5 separate regions of the Homo sapiens genome follow, and regions 2, 3, 4 and 5 are each linked to region 1. Evidence: chromatin contacts called from ENCODE Hi-C or POLR2A ChIA-PET data. All regions are on one chromosome and are shown on one strand. The core of a region is the stretch at or near the end of the contact, and the rest is flanking DNA. Distances in the headings are between cores, read along the strand shown.

Evidence for each region. Hi-C counts contacts between places; a loop is a spot of excess contacts on that map. ChIA-PET counts read pairs that join two places held with the same protein, here RNA polymerase II (POLR2A). Pooled maps may share reads with other maps.
Region 2: a loop to region 1 is called in a pooled map, with 8 times the contacts of the local background. The contact joins the promoter of CPD here to the enhancer-like site in region 1. A Hi-C loop is called at or near these places in 1 of 37 single-sample maps with no recorded cell type and 7 of 50 pooled maps. POLR2A ChIA-PET finds 5 or more read pairs at or near these places in 1 of 52 experiments (B cell).
Region 3: a pooled map shows a loop between it and region 1 (4-fold over the local background). The contact joins the promoter of NF1 here to the enhancer-like site in region 1. A Hi-C loop is called at or near these places in 2 of 50 pooled maps. POLR2A ChIA-PET finds 5 or more read pairs at or near these places in 4 of 52 experiments (CD4-positive, alpha-beta T cell, H1, HepG2 and 1 more).
Region 4: a loop to region 1 is called in a map of naive thymus-derived CD4-positive, alpha-beta T cell, with 4 times the contacts of the local background. The contact joins two enhancer-like sites. A Hi-C loop is called at or near these places in 2 of 168 maps with a recorded cell type or tissue (CD8-positive, alpha-beta T cell and naive thymus-derived CD4-positive, alpha-beta T cell) and 7 of 50 pooled maps. POLR2A ChIA-PET finds 5 or more read pairs at or near these places in 6 of 52 experiments (CD4-positive, alpha-beta T cell, GM12878, OCI-LY7 and 3 more).
Region 5: a pooled map shows a loop between it and region 1 (4-fold over the local background). The contact joins the promoter of GOSR1 here to the enhancer-like site in region 1. A Hi-C loop is called at or near these places in 6 of 50 pooled maps. POLR2A ChIA-PET finds 5 or more read pairs at or near these places in 6 of 52 experiments (CD4-positive, alpha-beta T cell, HEK293, Panc1 and 3 more).

The regions. Positions count from the first base shown.
Region 1 is chr17:30,807,758-30,811,449 of GRCh38, reverse strand. All of the region lies in intron 1 of CRLF3 (cytokine receptor like factor 3), which reads left to right. Among named protein-coding and RNA genes, the nearest start is that of CRLF3, 15 kb to the left of the region's middle. Within about 2 kb of position 2,394, at least 8 of the 41 ENCODE cell types and tissues checked have a DNase peak (open chromatin) inside an H3K27ac peak, as active enhancers do; they include B cell, CD4-positive, alpha-beta T cell, CD8-positive, alpha-beta T cell and 2 more, where a contact is called at or near this core.
Region 2 is chr17:30,377,625-30,381,338 of GRCh38, reverse strand. It overlaps CPD (carboxypeptidase D), which reads right to left and starts at 2,412. Exons shown (of 21, transcript NM_001304.5): 1 at 1,613-2,412. The coding sequence starts at 2,358. RefSeq lists silencers at 1,937-2,066, 2,367-2,606 and enhancers at 1,584-2,511, 2,657-2,826.
Region 3 is chr17:31,093,430-31,096,936 of GRCh38, reverse strand. It overlaps NF1 (neurofibromin 1), which reads right to left and starts at 1,960. Exons shown (of 58, transcript NM_001042492.3): 1 at 1,568-1,960. The coding sequence starts at 1,627. MIR4733HG (MIR4733 host gene) reads left to right here and starts at 1,447. Exons shown (of 4, transcript NR_186435.1): 1 at 1,447-1,710; 2 at 3,446-3,507. MIR4733 (microRNA 4733) reads left to right here and starts at 2,512; the gene lies at 2,512-2,587. RefSeq lists silencers at 1,556-1,605, 1,646-1,715, cis regulatory regions at 1,571-1,881, 2,108-2,347, an enhancer at 1,950-1,967 and a promoter at 1,955-2,380.
Region 4 is chr17:31,307,808-31,311,248 of GRCh38, reverse strand. All of the region lies in intron 36 of NF1 (neurofibromin 1), which reads right to left. All of the region lies in intron 1 of EVI2B (ecotropic viral integration site 2B), which reads left to right. Among named protein-coding and RNA genes, the nearest start is that of EVI2B, 4.5 kb to the left of the region's middle. RefSeq lists an enhancer at 1-47. Within about 2 kb of position 1,513, at least 7 of the 41 ENCODE cell types and tissues checked have a DNase peak (open chromatin) inside an H3K27ac peak, as active enhancers do; they include CD4-positive, alpha-beta T cell, CD8-positive, alpha-beta T cell, GM12878 and 1 more, where a contact is called at or near this core.
Region 5 is chr17:30,475,513-30,479,512 of GRCh38, reverse strand. GOSR1 (golgi SNAP receptor complex member 1) reads right to left here and starts at 2,105. Exons shown (of 9, transcript NM_001007025.2): 1 at 2,049-2,105. The coding sequence starts at 2,079. RefSeq lists enhancers at 1,842-2,061, 2,212-2,361.

The DNA of each region.
Region 1 (3,692 bases), core at 1,145-3,644:
CAGAGTATTGCTCTCTCACCTGGGCTGGAGTACAGTGGCGTGATCTCGGCTCACTGCAACCTCCACCTCCTGAGCTCAAATGATTCTCCTGCCTCAGCCTCCGAGTAGCTGGGATTACGGGCAGGCACCACCAAACCCAGCTAATTTTTGTGTTTTTAGCAGCGACAGGGTTTCACCATGTTGCCCAGGCTGGTCTCAAACTCCTGAGCTCAGGCAATCCACCTGCCTCAGCCTCCCAAAATCCTAGGATTACAGGCGTAAGCCACTGTACCTGGCCAGTTTTTAATCAGTATGTTCTTGTTAGCAAATAGTTTTGTGTTTTATATATGTGGTTTTCTTTTTTGTTTGTTTGGTTATTTTTGAGGCAGGGTCTCACTTTGTCACCCAGGCTGGAGGGCAGTGGTGCAAAAACCACCCACTGAAGCCTCAACCTCTCAGGCTCAAGTGTTCCTGTCACTTTAGCCTCCCAAGCAGCTGGGACTACAAGCCATGCCACCACACACAGCTGATTTTTTGTATTTTTTACTAGAGACAGAGTTTTGCCATGTTGCCCAGGCTGGTCTTGAACTCCTGGACACAAGTGATCCGTCCTTCAAAAGTGCCGGGATTATAGGCATGAGCCACCGCACCTGGCCTCTACATATGTCTTTTTAGTAACTAAACTCTGGAGGAAAATATATCAGTCACTGTTGTTTTGGAGGGTTGTGAAGGAAATACTCCCTAAGCTTTTGGGTGGCTTAGTATTGAAATACAAACTTGATGAATTTTTGGCATTTTGTGAGCTCTTAATCATGTTAAAATTTTAAAACAGTTGCTTTGGGGTTATATTCAGCTGTAGTGGAAACTTTGTAAGTTTTGTTTTTTATTATTTATTTATTATTTTTTTTTGAGGTGGAGTCTTGCTCTATTGCCCAGGCTGGAGTGCGATGGCACTATCTTAGCTCACTGCAACCTCCGCTTCCCGGGTTCAAGTGATTCTCCTGCCTCAGCCCAGTAGCTGGGACTACAGGCGTGCACCACTACGCTTGGGTAATTTTTGCATTTTTAGTAGAGACGGGGTTTCACCATGTTGGCCAGGCTGGTCTCGAACTCCTGACCACCTGATCTTGTGATCCACCTGCCTGGGCCTCCCAAAGTGCTGGGATTACAGGCATGAGCCAATGTGCTCAGGCCAAAACTTTGTAAGTTTTAATGGTCTGTTACATTAAAGGTTTTAGTGGCAGATTATTTCAAAATATTATTGATCAACATAAACAATGTATATTACAGTTTCCTGTTTGAAATCTTGTCTGTCATTTGTATTCTTAAATCTATTTTGTTACAAATCACCACAGTTGTTTTTGCCTTGAATGACTAGGTAGCATTTGAAGCTGATTGGTTGTCCACCACACAATTCTTTACACAGGGACAGGAAATACTACGTGTTATACCAAGAAGTGTCTTTAGCCAATACATAATTTACAGATTTATCTGGGAGCTCTTTTAAAATAGTGTTCTATGGCCGAGCGCGGTGGCTCACACTTGTAATCTCAGCACTTTGAGAGGCCGAGGCAGGAGGATTGCTTGAGTCCAGGAGTTCGAGACCAGCCTGGGCCACATGATGAAAATCCGTCTCGACAAAAAATACAAAATATAGCTGGGTGTAGTGACACATGCCTGTGGTCCCAGCTACCTGGGAGGCTAAGGTGGGAGAATCACCTGAGCCCAGGAGTTCGAGGCCGCAGTGAGTTGTGATTGTACCACTGCTCTCCAGCCTGGACGACCAAGTGAGAACCTGTCTCAAAAAAAAAGTGTCCTGTAAGTACAAAACAGCATGGTGTAATGAAAGAGCATAGTCTTTGGAGTTAGACTGTTTCTGGCACTGCGAAGCCTTGGGTAAGTTGTCTTCTTTCTCTTCTTTGGTCCTCACTTTCTGAAAGTGCATTGTGAAGATTTATTGAGTTAACAGTGAACGCATGGAACCATTGGTACCACATCAAATATGAAGAAATTCACTCAGCAGTGGAGCTGCATTTTTAAATTAGTTTCATAAAGTCAAGCAAATGAACTTGATTAGTTACATGATTGGATTAAAGGTGACTAGGCTTTAAATCATGAAATATTTCAAGGAAAAGAAAATGATCCCATGGTGGTATCAAGTTTCAAATGGCAGTGGTTGGGATTCTATGAGCAAAAGGGACCAAATTTACAATGAGAGTACAGGAGGTGAATTTGGAAATTGAGTCTCATTTTTTTAGCCCTCTGTCTGTTTTGTGTTCACTTACTTCCTTTTTTCTGAGGTTCTGAAACAAAAACAAAACGTAGGCTCTGCAACAGCTGAAGGAGCTTTTGAATTCTTTCTGAAGAGGAAATTGACTTTACCTAACCAATGCACTTCCTGTGTATGCTATATCCGCTAAAGAGCAAGACAGGACCTCAGAGGCACAGTGCTCAACTGCAGAATTTCCTCTTGGCCATTCGAAATGTATTACAGCGTTCTGACACAAGGTCTTCACTTATTCTGGTATCTGTAATATGTATACAAAGCAACTGAGGGTCCTGTTAAAAATACAGATTTGGCCGGGTGCGGTGGCTCATGCCTGTAATCCCAGCACCTTGGGAGGCTGAGGCGGGCAGATCACAAGGTCAGGAGTTCGCGACCAGCCTGGCCAAAATGGTGAAACCCCGTCTCTACTAAAAATACAAAAAAATTAGCTGGGCTTGGTGGCGCATGCCTGTAATCCCAGCTACTAGGGGGGCTGAGGCAGGAGAACTGCTTGAACCTGGGAGGCGGAGGTTGCAGTGAGCCGAGTTGGCGCCACTGCACTCCAGCCTGGGCGACAGAGCAAGACTCAAAAAAAAAATATATATATATACAGGTTTGGCTGGGCGCGTTGGCTCACGCCTGTAATTCCAGCACTTTGGGAGGCTGAGGCAGAAGGATCACCTGAGGTCAGGAGTTCGAGACCAGCCTGACCAATATGATGAAACCCCATCTCTACTAAAAATACAAAAATTAGCCAGGCATGGTGGCATGCGCCTGTAATCCCAGCTACTCAGGAGGCTGAGACAGGAGAATCACTTGAACCCGGGAGGTGGAGGTTGCAGTGAGCCAAGATTGCTCCATTGCACTGCAGCCTGGGTAACAAGAGCAAAACTCCATCTCCAAAAAAAAAAAAAAAAAAAAAAAAAATATAGGTTCTAGGGGAGGAGGAGGAAAGAAAAAAAATTCATGTTCTGATTTAGCAGTTCTGGGTGGGGCCTGAGATTCTGAATTTCTAACAGTATCCCAGGGGTTGTGTTAAAATCATAAGGTATTCTCTCTTTGGTTCTTTTAGAAAGTTCTTTGAAACACACATGATTAACTGCGTTTTCACTCAACAGCATTTGTTTACCAGATGCTATGTAGATGAGGGCCCAGTTTGCAAAGATCTCATAGTTGAATGGTGAGCTGAATCAAGTGCAATTTGGGTTTATGGCCTTTCTTTCTTTTTAAAATTTTTACTTGGATTTATTTCACAGAAATTCTTTGGTAAATACAGAAATTAGTTAACAATTAATTTAGGATTTCTCTTTGTGATTTAAAGAATTATTTTACTAACTGCATAAATATTATTATAACTGCGTTAATGTCAAATGGAGAGAAAAGGGCTGGATGAGGTGGCTCACGCCTTATCCCAGCACTTTGGGAGGCTAAGGTGGGTGGATCACCG
Region 2 (3,714 bases), core at 1,163-3,662, 430 kb after region 1:
AGGATCACAGCATTTTAAAGGTGCAAGGACAGAGCATTTTAAACATTTAAGCAATGCAAACGGTGCATTTGTTGTATCATCTCCAAAAAGCCCTGGCCATCACAGCTCTGTCAATAAGTGTATGTCAAAGTCATATTTCTTACGCAGATGTTCAGAGGTGATGACACGATCGTATTTAAAAGAAAAAAAAATCCTCCCAGAAAGTCTATGTGAAATTATATATCTACAAGAGAGCTTATCAAGAGGAGTAAAGTAAAAGATAGAAGACGAAAAGACTCAGGAACTGTCCTAACACTCAAGAATTTTCTAGATCTTCTATATATGACTGAAATCTTGTAGAAGAAATGATTCCAAGTCCCGCAGGGAAACTTCTTTATCTTAGCAGTCCCTCAGAAATCTTCTTTTAATCCAGATGGAATGATCAGTTATTGCTTCAAAAGCCTTATGAAGATACAAAAATGGGGAAAAGCTGATGCTAGAAAAGGGGAAGAGATGCCTGCTCACTTCAGACACTATGCCATCTGGAGTGAGTTCCCTCTTATTTTATTCCTCTCCTTTTTGCTGAAAATCCTGCCCATCTCTGGAGATAGCTCAAGCTCTACCTCTTCCACAGAGATGGTCCGTGTTATTGCAGCCCACACACATCTTGCCAGTGGGAACAATTCCTGTAAAGTTTAACTGGGTACACCAACATACCTCATAAATATTTATAACATTCTCTTGTTTTATACTAATTTCTTGAGGTCCTCCTTCTTCTACTTTGTAATTTTTTAAACCTCATGCAATGCTTAATAACACTTAAAGTGTGTATTAGAAGTGTGACCATTAGCCATTCTGCCCAGGCTAATAAGGTGCACAAATGACATCACAAACCCTTCAGAGTCTAAAATGAAGCGGCTCACAGATCTGTGCAAGTTCTCCAGCTAAGTCCATATCTTCTTAAGCTGAGTCAGAGGTAAAAATTGGAGAAAAATCAGCTTCTGTCAAATAGGCAAGGGGAAGATCCTGGGAATATCATCTGCCATTTTTGGGCTCCAGTGTCCCTCCGTGGCTAAGAGGACTATCGGGAATCAGATTGCCTAATTCTAAGTCCCAGCCACACTCCTATGTAAATCAGTTAACCAATCTGACCCTCAATTTCCCCGTATGCAAAACTGATGGTGTCTATGACATCAGGTTGTGGCCAAAATAAAGTGAGATACTGCAGTCACAGAAAAAATTAGCACAGCGCCTATAACATTAGGCACTTTTGATATAAGATAACAACATTGACAGCTTATCTATAAAATGTGTGAGCTGACCTAGGTTATCCTTAAGATCTCTTCTCGCTCATATTCTATGCCCCTGTAAGAATAGGGACCAGAAATGTCAGAAAGGAGTGTCCCCTCCAGCCATCCCTTGAACAAATGACAGCCTCTAGGAGGCAATTCTTTGATGATTAGCAGGACGGGAGGCTACGCGGCCTGGGCCCTGTCCCCGTTACAGGGTGTCTCCCTTCACCTTCACCACCGCCACCCCTTATGCCAGCATTGTCTGAGCGCCTACTGGGTGCCGGAACCAGCCTCGGCCCTTGGAGGCTCACACGGACGGGGAGGGGGCAGGCAACACTCACTTGTTCCTGCGGATCCACTCGATGAGGGCGCGCACCTCGGGCACCTCGTCCAGGGCGGGGGGTTCGCCGGTGCTAAACTGGTCGGGAAAGCTTCGGTTGAGGTCGCGGCCGCGACTATTGTCGCGGCCGCTGGCCCCGGACGGGCCGCCGTCGCCGAAGCCACAGTCGCCCTCGCGGGCACGCTCGAAGCCATCGGGGTTGAGGCTGGGCAGCAGGTACACGTCGGTGGTGTTGAGCAGGCGGACCAGGCGCGGGTCCCCGCGGCGGTAGCCGGCCGCCAGCTCGCGGGCCAAGTAGATCAACACCTGGCGCGACACGGTCTCGTCGCCATGCATGTTGCCCACCAGCTTCACCTGGGGCCGGCCGGGCAGCAGCGGCCCCGCAGCGTCGGGCCCGGCAGCGTCAGGCCCCGCGTCGCCCTCAGGGATTAGCGACCCCAGGCCGGCGGTGAGGCGAAGCACCCACAGCGGCCGGCCTTCCACCGAGCGGCCGATGCTAAAGAGGCGGGCCAGGCCGGGGAGGCCCGCGGCCGCCGCCTCCCTCAGCGCCGACTCCAACTCCTCTTCGTGGTAGTAGCGGTCGAACTGGCCCTCGGCCGCCTCGGCGCCCGCGCTCGTAGTTGTGGTAGTCGCCTCCGCCTTCTTGATGTGAGCCGCCCGGGCCGAGCTCCCCAGCAGCAGCAGGCACATGAGCAACAGGAGCCGCCCTAGCCGCCAAGGCGGCCGCTCGTCCCGGCCGCTCGCCATCTTCCAGCAGCGCCGCTAACCCCGGCTCCGCTCCCGCGGCTCAGCGCTCCGGGCGGCGGGGGCCCGCCGGATCCCCTCCTCGCCTAGCAACCCCATCCCGCCCTCTGGCCGCAGCCAATCGCGGACGGGCCTGGTGGAGCGTCACCACCAGGGGGCGGGGCTTCCCTTAAAGCAGCCGATTCCCTCTGGGCGGGCCTGCCCTCCTCCCGTCCGGGACGAGTTTGGTCACTCTCTTCCTTCGCCAAGGTTCTTCTTCTCTTCTCCTCCTCCTTGTTTCGTCTTCTGCGTGTGCTCCGCTTCTCGCTTAGTCTCTTCTTTATGGCTTCTCCCCTAAATTATCACCCATTTTTCTCTGAGAACTCCTGCTAGTTCTCTTCCCATCTTTGTTGCTGCCTTTCTCAGCTGCGCTTTAATGCTTAGAACCGAGAATGGAAAGAATCAAAAGGTTCGAAAGAATCATAAGACTAGAAAAAATCAATAGGTTCGAAAGAATCTTCGTTCGGACACTCAAAGCCTTAGCCCAGTCTCCTAGGCGCCTTGTCTCCGCATCCACCCCGCCTCCGCTGGAGCCCCGCTGTCCGCGTGCGGTTGCACGGGACGCCTCGTGGGGAGGAAGGCTCGCACCTCACTAGGCGGTGCATTCATTTTTAGAGTTGCTTTCTGGAAAGGTGTCTCTTTTATGCCTAGCGGAAATGTGCTACGTAGTAGGCTCCCTTTGTGTTAATGTTGTCTATTTCTTAGGCGTCACCCCACGTTGTTTTACTGCAAATAGGTCCCTGTGTGTGCTGGCCTCGACCCTCATTAGGCAGATTTCATTTCACAGCTCACCGGCCCACTTCTCCCACCTCATCGGAGCAAGTTGTATATTTAACTGTGCCCTGGAATGACATATTTTAAAACAGCAGGTTTGACATTTCTGGAAACACTTGCTTGGCATTCCTGAACTCCTCAGTGTCAGCCAAAGATGGCAATTACAGCGTTTCATCAAGTCTAGAGAAGAGGTCTTTTAAATCACCTTTTATAGGCTTTAGTTTCTTTAGCTTGAAGAAACCCAAAACTATCCCTTAATCGAATGCGAAATTCTACCCATCTAACAACATAATCGCAATAACCGGCATTACCTTCTTTCAGAGCCAGCTATTTCAGGGCCCCTTCCCTGAACTATGACTGAACCCTACTTTAATAGAGTTCATTCATTCGTCAAGTATTTATTGAGCAACTTTTATGTCAAAGCTAGATGCTGGGAAACAATTCATTCTTCTGCCCAGTCAAGAGATTCAGTGTAGTTTGTGATAAATGCTACAACAGAGGGGGTACAGGTGAGGGAAATATCTGAACTTGAGGAGGAGGAAAGGA
Region 3 (3,507 bases), core at 711-3,210, 290 kb before region 1:
CTTTTCTACCAAGTTTTAAATCTAACGCTCTATCAATAATGTAATCTTTTATATGCAGTAACATTATACTTCAGATGGATTAGTAGTTTAGTTTAGATGCCTTTGGGTCTGGAAGCATACGAATGGATAAAACAATTCCTTCAAGTCTCTGACAGCTTCATAACTCTATTTTATCTACATAGCTTCTTCTCAACTTCCTCTGTCTATTCCAAGATATTTTCCAGGTAGGTCTGAAACGCTGAGTCCCGTAAAGAAATGTTTATGCATCAAATAACAGAAGAGCTCTTCCCCCACCCCTTCAGCTCCCATAATGTTTTACCATTATATCCAGTAAACAAAATAGGTTGACTCAATCTTAAACAATTCCCCCATCACAGGAAGCCCACTGCACCCACAGCTGCAGAAAGCATCCCTTAAACCATCCCCAACTACCTACAGCAACACAAAGTTAAACCAATTTCCACTGACAAAAGGCTATGTGTGCATTTATTCTAATCAGCCCCAGGATTTATTGTGTGAAACTCAGGCGATAAAAAGTCACCTCCTCAAGCTACAAAACTTTTTTTTCATCCCAAATATTCTCAATGAAAGTTCTCTTGTCAACCAGGAGAGAGTCAAAAACAACCACAAACACTAGCAGAATGATCCGCTCCAGGACCACATCCCAGCTGGCTTTGCTCTGTTGTCGGTGGCTCTGAAGCAGTTTCTCACTTTCCTTTCACCCTTCTCCCCTTTACTCCCCAACATTCTCACTCGAGAATGCATCACATCCTCAGACCGCTGGCAAAAAAAAAAGGGGGGGGGGAAGAGACTGCAATTATCAAGGAAGGGGAAGATATTTCAGAACCACGGTTTCCACTGCAAACGGCAATAAAAAAAAAAGGCAGTCTGTGTCATCAGGATATGGGGGACGACGTTGTAGGGCATCACAAAGATGTGCAGTGAGTGTGCACTTGAAGCTCTCGGGGCAGGATGAGACGATGGAGCAGAAAGTAAGAAAACCTGTGCCTTCCTTGCTTTCTTCTGCTCTTCCCCCTCCAGGAGAGGAAGCTGAAGAAACTGGGGGAGGGGCGGAATGTTATCGTTCTCCTATTGAGGGTATATAAGACAGGCCTTAGGGTTCGCTCGTCCCCAGTTAGGAGGGTCACGGAGGGAAGAGGAAGAGAGAACCCCTAAACGTTACCCACCTCTGCTCAAAAACAAAAGTAAGGGGGTAATTATTAAATCCAGATGGCGCGCCCCTAAAGGCGCCCCCAGGTCACTCATCCCCATTTCCAAGCGGAAGGGCTGGGATAAAGGGGATGGAGGGTCGGAGGCTGGTCAGGGACAAGGCCCCACCCCCCGACTTAGGAGGGAAAGGGTGCCCAAGCTCCCAGCTGTCCCCTCCTACCCCTCACCTCCCGCCTTGGCCACCCCCACTTATCCCCCCTTCCCTTCTCTTCCCTTCCCTTCCTTTCCTCCAGAGCCTGAGGCAGCCGCGGGGGAGGCGGCCGCTCCTACCTCCCCTCACCTACTCTGTCCCCACCCCCACTCCGCTCCCACCTCCCGCCCGCCACGGGCCGGTTACCTGCTCGTCGAAGCGGCTGACCACGGCCTGGACCCATTCCACCGGCCTGTGCGCGGCCATGTCCTCCCCGCGGCCGGGGGGCGGCGGAGGGAAGGGTGGGCCGGCGCCCTGGGCCGGGAAGAGGGCGGGGAGCGGAGGCTGAGGTGAGGGAAGAGGCAAGGAGAGGGTCTGTGGAGTGCAGGCTCCCAGTGTTCCCACGGGGGTGGGGATGGGGGGTCAGCGCCGAGCGGGAGGGGGAGAGGGAAAGGGGGCGTTGGCAAGGAGGCTGGGGGGAGGGGGATAGGGGAAGGGGACCCGGGGAGGGGAGGGGGCCTCTTGGTCGCTCTCCCCACTAGCGCCGTCTCCCCACAGCCATCACAGTCCGAGACGCCGCCATGACACCCCACCGGAAGTGGGATCCTTTCCACGGCCCGGGGAGAGGGAGCGCGAGCGAGCTAGAGATTGAGAGCGCGGCTGGGAAAGGGGAGGGGGAAGCGAGAGGGAAGGCGGCCTGCCGCGCATGCGCCCGCGCCGGCCGGTTTCATTAATGAAAAAGCGAGTCCTCCTGGAGGTGACGTCATCTAACTCCTCTGGGCCGTCTGGCGAGCGTCCCTCACCGCCGTGGGGCTCACCTAGACTGGCGCTGGGCTCAGCTGGCGAGTGCCAGAGCTGACCCGGGAGCATCCACTCCCATCCCCACCGCCCCCTACAGCTGTCCCCTCCCCCGCCGGCCTCCGGGTTTGGATTGCTCCCGGAGTTGGAAGTTAGGGCGCCCTGGGGCTAGCCTTTCTCCCAGCGCGCGGATCTCTGCCGCTAATCTCCTGGGGAGGCTGTGCTCTCAGCTTAAGCTCTCAGAAAAAATAAGGTACACGACCTCCGATTTTCAGGTTCTTCGTAGCTTGGTAGACTGCTGAGAAACAAAAAAGGAAGGCCAAAGAGAGATTCCGTGATTTTTTTTTTTTAGAGGTCGCTTAAATCCCAATGCTAGACCCGGTGGCAATCAAGGTCTAGCCACCAGGTCTAGCATTGGGATTTAAGCCCAGCTTTCCTCTGCAAAACTCATAGCCATCCAAGTTAATATAACTATTGCACAGTTGATGAGAGATTCAAGTTTCACCACCCTCAAAACACCTTTAAGGCCTTGCATTCATTATTAATTCAATATATTCATCGTCTTATTTAAATCCTTGAACAAACCTTTTCAATACATATCATTAACTTCATGAACTGATGAATACGTCACGTCCCCACCCCCGTGGGAACGCTGGGAGCCTGCACTCCTCCCTCAGACCTTTGATTTGCCCAAGGTCTGAGTTGACAGGTGGCAAAGTCAGGATGTAAACCAACGTGGTTTAACTCCTAGAACAATAGAGGTAGACTATGGGTCTCCTAAAACAAAGTCCTTCCCTATACCTCCAATACCAGAGTTGAAAGGATTTCATGTGTAATTGGGTTGTGCCAGTTTTCCAGGAAGAGGATTACATCCAAAACAACGGATAATCTATGTCTGACATTGGACTTTGGAATGACTAATTTTTTTTTTTTTTTTTTAAGACAGAGTCTCACCCTGTCACCCAGGCTGGAGTGCAGAGGCGCGATCTCGGCTCACTGCAACCTCCGCCTCCCGGTTGAAGTGATTCTTCTGCCTCAGCCTCCCGAGTAGCTGGGACTACAGGCATGCGCCACCACAGCCGGCTAATTTTTGTATTTTTAGTAGAGACGGTGTTTCACCATATTGGCCAGGCTGGTCTTGAACTCCTGACCTCATGATCCGCCCACCTCAGCCTCCCAAAGTACTGGGATTACAGGTGTGAGCCACCGCACCTGGCCTGGAATGAGTAATTTTAAAATTTGTCTTCCTCGATACATTTTACCTAGGCAAATGTTTTTGTTTTTCAGAGACAAGGTCTGACTCTGTGCAGTGGAGTGCAGTGGCTCAATCATAGCTCACTCCAGCCTCA
Region 4 (3,441 bases), core at 264-2,763, 500 kb before region 1:
GGGCTCGGTGGCTCATGCCTATAATTCCAGCACTTTGGGAGGCCAAGGTGGGTGGGTCACTTGAGTCCAGGAGTTCAAGGCAAGTCTGGGTGACATGGTGAAACCCCATGTCTACAAAAAATACAAAAATTAGTTGGGCGTGGTGTAGTGCACCTGCAGTTTCTAACTTCTTTAGGGAAGCTGAGGTGTGAGGAGGATCGCTTGAGCCCAGGAGGCAGAGGCTGCAGTGAGCTGAGATTGCACCACTGCACTGCAACCCGGGTGACAGAGTGAGACCCTGTCTCCAAACGGAAAAAAAAAAAAAAAAAGAACATGTCTTATACACGGGGACTCCTGCTTCACTGTAACTGTCTTTAAAATGTTTAAATTTATGTTTTTCTTTTTAAAATATTCTAAATATTCAGCAAAGAAAAAGAACCAAAATCACAGATTTAAACCTCAAAGTGCCAGCCTATAATAATGAGTAAAAACCGGCATATGAGGGCTGACAAATTTGCTTGAGCAGCAGACTAAGGGATTTCTGGAAAACTCTATATAAAACGTACACGGGTACATGGGTTCTTTGGAATAATTGCTAGGTATGCTTCTGGATAGTGTCAGGGAAAAAAAAAGGGAGAGGATGGTAAGGATACTCACAGCAGACAGGAGAGCCTGAAATGAAAGGTAAATGAATTTGAAAGGATGGTTCCTTCTGGTCCTCCATTTTAGAAAGCAAGCTCCTCTTTACTGTCTCCCTGCACTCACAAACACAGGCCAGCCACAACAGAGCAGCATTTTGCCGTTGCTTCTTTCATCTACTTCAATCATCTCCCCCCACCCCCAACTTCATTTTGCCTACTTCAATCATCTACACTGCCTTCTTGCTAATTATATAACCACTGCTTTTTTTTTCACCTGTTTATTAACTTTTCTTCTTTTCTGTATCTTCTCTAGTCAATTGACCTTCCTCTTTTCTGTTCGCTGCTTCCTAGAGTTTTTGTTTTTTCTCTTTTGTGTTATTTTGTATTTCTTTGCATTGCCTTTTATATTATTCTAAATCTCCTTTTTATTCCCCTGCCCAATATTGTTCTTTACCTACAGAAACAATGTTGGTACTTCAGGTACACACCACTTACATATTTTAAAATGTGTATGCTAAATAACCTTCCACACTGGTAGTAACGCTGGCCTCATTACCGCTGGGAAAAAAGTCAGTTTTTTCCACTACCATATTCCCTATTTATTCCTCTTTTAAATCTTTCTTCTCCTTCTCTGGACTACACTGAATTGCCATCATAGAATTCTAATACAGTTTCTAGTACTCTGATGTGGCAGATCCTAGGAGGATAAAAAGCTAACTGAAGAGTGGTAGAAAGTGTTAGGATAGGCAAAAAATGGAATTTGGTTTTAATATTGCCATAACCGTTAACTGACAAGTGAAAATCTCATACATGGAGGGTTCCACCAGCTTACTACTGACAGTAGAGGATAGGAGCCTATCAAAATTGATCTTACAAACTAACCTGGGTTTAAAATTATGTTCCTGTTTGGGCCCTGTCCTTCTCTAATGCCTTTTTCAGCTAACTGAAAAGAGGAACCGTATGGTTTCCTTATTTTAAGCAAAGTCACAAAAGAGGAAACATTTTTGGCTAAAGACAATTCATGGCTTATATTTTCTGATGCTTTGCATAGCATTAAAACAGATTTTTAAAATGAAGTTCTGAAGAGAATAACATTTTCTAAAGAAGTCCCCCCGCCTTTTTTTGTAATCTATAAGAATAATGGGTAGGAACTGCATGGATGATGACCATCCAGAGATTATTCAAATCCCTATATCTATGCCAAAAGTGTTCAAATTTTCCCTTTTAAATCTTTTGCAAAATGGATAAAAAGCAGAATTTATTAACTCAGATTTCACTGCCTCTGCTTATTTTCTGGTAGAAGTACTAGTAAAAAGCAAAAACTAAAATGGAAAGGAATCAAGAAGCCCAATACAGGTTAAATGTTTACTGTGCTCCTAATATATAAGGCATTAACTACAAAGAAATCAAAATATAAAAACATGAGGCAATAAAGGGTAGCAGAAAGAATGTATGCTTTGGAATCAGGTGGCCCTGGGTACAAACTCCCAATCTGTCACTTCGAGTGGTATAACATCAGGCAAACTGCTTAACTCATTTGACACTGTCTCTTTATCTGTAAATAAGGGATCCCTTTACCTTCCTTATAAAGTCATTTGAAGGTTCTGTGAAATAAAGTATGCAAAACTGGGATAGTACAACACATAATATGCTCTAGATAAGTATTTTTCTTTCTCCTTTCTGCCTTCTTCAAGGTTCTTTATAATCTTGTTCAAGGAAGTAGGTATAGGAAAATGTGAAAAGTAAACACAATTACTTAAGAGAATAGAAGTGTGAGTGAGATACATACATGAATTATGTAAGGAACCATAAAAACAATAAATGAGAGCTAGGGGGAATTCAGTAAATGACTGATCTGTTTGGGCTGTAGTCAGTCACAGAGAACTTGGGTTAAGAAGGGGAATTTAAACTGAGGTCTGAAAGATGAGGACAGATTCAGATATGCAGCCAGAAAGGGGAAGAGGCTAGGTCTGGAAGAAAAATAAAAAAAAAAGAACACCCTTGAGAAGGGTAAAAAACAGCATAGAAGTGTCTGTTTAGCAGGGAAAAATCGTGTGTTTAGAAAGTATGCAAGGTGGGAAAGGGATGCATTTGGCTGGATAAGAAGTTTCAGTCATGATACGTGAATCTGGACTGGTTAACTCAAGCCAGAAGGAAGAAAACTCAATTTAGAAGTTTTATCTTAACAGGCCAGGCGTGGTGGCTCATGCCTGTAATCCCAGCATTTTGGGAGGCTGAGGCGGACAGATCACTTGAGGTCAGGAGTTCGAGACCGGTCTGGACAACATGGTGAAACCCTGTCTCTACTAAAAATACAAAAATTAGCCAGGTGTGGTAGTGTATGCCTACTGTAGTCCCAGCTACTCGGGAGGATGAGGCACAAGAATCGCTTGAACCCAGGATGTAGAGGTTGCAGCGAGACAAGATCATGCCACTGCACTCCAGCCTGGGTGACAGAACGACTCTGTCTCCAAAAAAAAAAAGAAAAAGGAAGTTTTATCTTAACAGAAATTAAACCCTCAAGCAAGGCAGTAGTAACCTGATCATGCACACTTTTAAGATTAATTCAGCAGTGTGCAGGAGAGTTCAAAGGAGAACTGTTTTAAAATTCAGGCTTGAATTATTCGTATAGGGAAAAAAATCACATATCTTTTCTTCTACTAAAACAGGGCCATTTATCATCACTGTGTACCAAGTGGTAGAGGAGTAAGCAATGATATGCTGTTTAGATATGCTGAAAAGGTAATTTGTAAAACCTTTATTGCACCTTCCAACAGAACATCAAATCTCTCTAAATATAGGCTTATGAGTCAGAAGAACT
Region 5 (4,000 bases), core at 856-3,355, 330 kb after region 1:
AAAGAAAAAAACTTACTGAAAGTAATTTGGAGGGCTAAAACTAACAATAAACAATGTGCTACTAACAAGGTCGAATATGAGTATGATAGAAATAAGTACATAAGTTTTAATAGCAGAAGCAAACAGGCAAGTAGAGAAATTGGTTTAGCAGTCTGGCATCTAAGGGTTGCGTGACAGAAGCCACAGTCTGGACACCCACACACAGATACGAGTATTCTCATTCATGGTGAAGTGAAGGTTAAAATAAAAGGGCAGAAGTACCAGAGGTAATGGTATAAGAATCTCTCTTTCAAAAAGAATACAAAACATTATTTCAATATGCTTTTCAACCAGAAATAGAAAGCGTAGTTAACATAGTGGAGCATATTTGCCCAGAGACCAAATGCCAGTTCGAATCTCGGCACAGCCACTTACTGACTCTATGATTTATCAACAATCTACTTAACCTATGAACTTCAGCTTCTTGTTTTTTAAACCCCTACCTTCAGGGTTTGCTTATGTATTGGTAATCATATGCTTACAGCAGCTGGCACAGAGTAGGTTGTCAGTAATGAGCCGCTGTAATATTATAGCATGCTGCTTCAAAAAACCACAGGCTAATGACTAGTAATAAAGATATCAGTAGCCTCTTCTACATAATTTTAAAATGTTTTCTAGCGGCCAGGCGCGGTGGGTCACACCTGTAATCCCAGCACTTTGGGAGGCAGAGGCGGGCGGATCACGAGGTCAGGAGATCAAGAACATCCTGGCCAACATGGTGAAACCCCGTCTCTACTAAAAATACAAAAATTAGCCAGGCGTGGTGGCATGCATCTGTAGTCCCAGCTACTAAGGAGGCTGAGACAGGAGAATCGCTTGAACGCAGGAGGCGGAGGCTGCAGTGAGCCGAGATCGATAGCGCCACCGCACTCCAGCCTGGGCGACATAGCGAGTCTCCAAAAAAAAAAAAAAAAAAGTTTTCTAGCTGGTACACACATTTCAAATGGGCATTGTAATACATGTTTTAAACTATAAGCACGCTTTTCTGTGATTGGAATAATTGTCTTCTCTAGTAGGAAACATAAGTAAAAGCATTTTGAAAGTATGATAGGCAAATCTGGATAAATTTAGAATTGAGTTTCTTAGACCAAGGGGCTGATAGTGACAATACTGTGGTTTCTAGAGGCTTCAGTGTATAGCAATAAAAACAGGTCAAAGGAATTTGGAAAGTAGTTTCTATGCGGCTGTAAAGCAAAGAGACAGTTGGGAGAAAAAGGTGAGCTTTCTCTGCTCTTGTTGATCATCATAATCCACGAATGAGTTTTATGTAAGCTCACTTTATCCGACTATAGTTTCAGGAATTAAACAAATGCATTTGTCAAATCACAGGAAGGTTTTTTTGGTGGGAGAAGTATAGCAAATGTAACTGCAATTCACACAGGTTCTCTCAACTTTTTCAATAAAACCGATTCTAGACTCTAGAGCAGAAGGGTAAGTTATTTTCTCCTCCTTCAAACACCCAGTCCTGGAAGTCCCCAACCTGTAGTTGTCATGGAGACCCAATAAGAGACATTCTGTCTCCTATTCTCTTCATACTTCCTCCGACGGACCGGAATGCAAGTTCCTCCTTCTCTTTTCCCACTCAGTTTTCCAATAGTGACCTCAGCTCCAATGCGCTGACTCCTCCAGTCTCCGGGGCTCTGGATCTTCTCCCTCAACATTCGTTTCCTCTCAGAGTTCGTACCCCAAGCCCCTTCGTCCGAGTTCCATTACTCCCTCAACACAATTCTACCCAGGCGATTGAGAGCCCTCTTCCTCTACATCCCCGCTCTGTCCACTCTGCCCAACCCCTGCCCCACGTCCCGCTCACACGCCCCGGCCAGGCCAGACCCCTACCCCAGACCGTTCGGTATCCCCAAGGCCCCGGGGATCCCACTTAGGCAAGCCCCGCTGCTCAGCTCGGCCGCTCCGGGAGTCTGGTTCTTTCCTGTGCTGCTTCTCCCAAGATCTGTCCTCACTCAGCCCCTCTCACCCTCGTAGGACGCACCCGGAGGCCTTCTCGCCCTCACCTTCCCAGTAACTGCTGGTCCCTGCCGCCATCTTTGTCGTCCAACGTCAGCCGGGATAGGGGAGCAGAGGCGATGCAGGCCGGAAAGTCACCATGGTGCGTGTTTCCGCCTTGAGAGCCAGGGCCGACGGGATGCGAGCCTCCGCGGACACTGCCACCTGCTGATCAATTCGTTATCTTACAGCTTTTAAGTAGCGAGAGAGAAAAAACTTCGGCTTTAGCTCCTGTCTTTCATTCCCGCTTTCTGCGCCCCAAACCATCATCATCTCCCTCATCTCGGCTTATCCTTTCTCTCAGCAGGTGCCTACTTGACTGGGAGGAGAATCATCCTCAGGCAACTCCCTCAATTTCCCTCACCTTGTCTCTAATTTGTATCTTCAGCCAATTTCTTCCTTTCTCAGACATAGAGACCCTTTCTTCCCAGAGCCATTTCCTTCATCCTACCTCCCCGCCTGTGCTCCATCATCCACGTTCTTTGGCGTATGCGCTCTTCTCCACTGGCTGCTTTCCTTGTCTACAGCAGTTCTAGTCCCAGCCCTCTTTGTCCTTGTCAGCCGCCACATCTAGAAAGAGTGAGCTAACTGCTTCTACATGCTCTCGGCCTGAGCCCTCAACCTGATAAAATCTGCTGTCCAAACCCACACTTTATAGATACATAAATTATCACAGTCTACCGGTGCTGACTTAATTCTAGTGAAGTGTAGAAACCTTAATTCCTGTAAAGTTCTTTCCCCCACTCATTTATAATATAGTTGTTTTTAAGTATTTCCTCTGCATTCATTGAGGAGAACCACATCAGTGTTACAATATTTGCTTCAAGGGTCAGGCATAAGTTAGAGAATTCAAGAGAAGAGGAAAGCTTACTTGATTTATGCATATTTTACTCTTCTTCGTTCCTAGTGTCCCAAGATTCCTTTTTCTAATCGTTTCCTTTCTGTTTCAAGAATTTCCCTCAGCCATTTTTTTTTTAAAGAGTAGATCAGCTGGTGACAAATTCTATTAGTTTTTCTTCATCTGAGAATGTCTTGATTTCCCTTCATTCTTGGGGGATCGGATATTGTTGCCAGATATACAATCTGAAGTTGACAATTTCTTTCTTCAGCACTTGAAAAATGTGCCAATTCCTTCTGGCCTCCATAGTTTCAGATAAGAAATTGACTAAAATTGGAATTGTTTTTCCACTGTAGCTAAAATACATTTTCTCTCTCACTGCTTTCAAGAACTGTTCTTTAGTTTTCAGAAGTTATGATGTGCCTTGGTGTAGATTTCTTTGGATTTATCCTGTTTGGGATATCCTCAGCTTCTTGATTCTGACATTTATGTCTTCTGCCAAATTTGGGGGATTCTCAACCATTGTTTCTTCCAATACTTTTTCTGTCTCATACTGTTTCTCTTCTTTTTCTGGGAGTCTGATGACGTGAATGCTAGATCTTGTGTTAATGTCCCACATAGCTCTGAAGTTATGCTAATTTTTTTTCAGTCTATTTTCCATCATTCGGATTTGGTACTATCTACTATTCTGTCTTCAGATTTGCTGACAGAAAGTATGTCTTTCCTCTGTTCCCTCCATTCTGCTGTTGAGCCTATTCGTTGAGTTCATGTCAATTATTGCATTTTTCGTATCTAAAACTTCTGTTCAGTTCCTCATTATATCTTCTGTTTCTTTGCTGAGACTCGTTTTATCATTTGTTCTAAGTTTGTTTGTAATTGCTCACTAAAGTATTTTTATTAGAGCTGCTTTAAAGTCCTCATCAGATAATTCCAACATCTGTGTCATCTTGATGTTGGGGTCTGTTGTCTTTTTTTCACTCAAGTCGAAGTTCTCTGGGCTATTGGAATGACAATTTTTATAAATTGTATCCTGATGTTTCAGGTATTTGTTATGAGATTCTGATCTTATTTATGTCTTCTGTTTAAGCAGACTTCCTCTGACACTATGCTGCTGGGGGACAT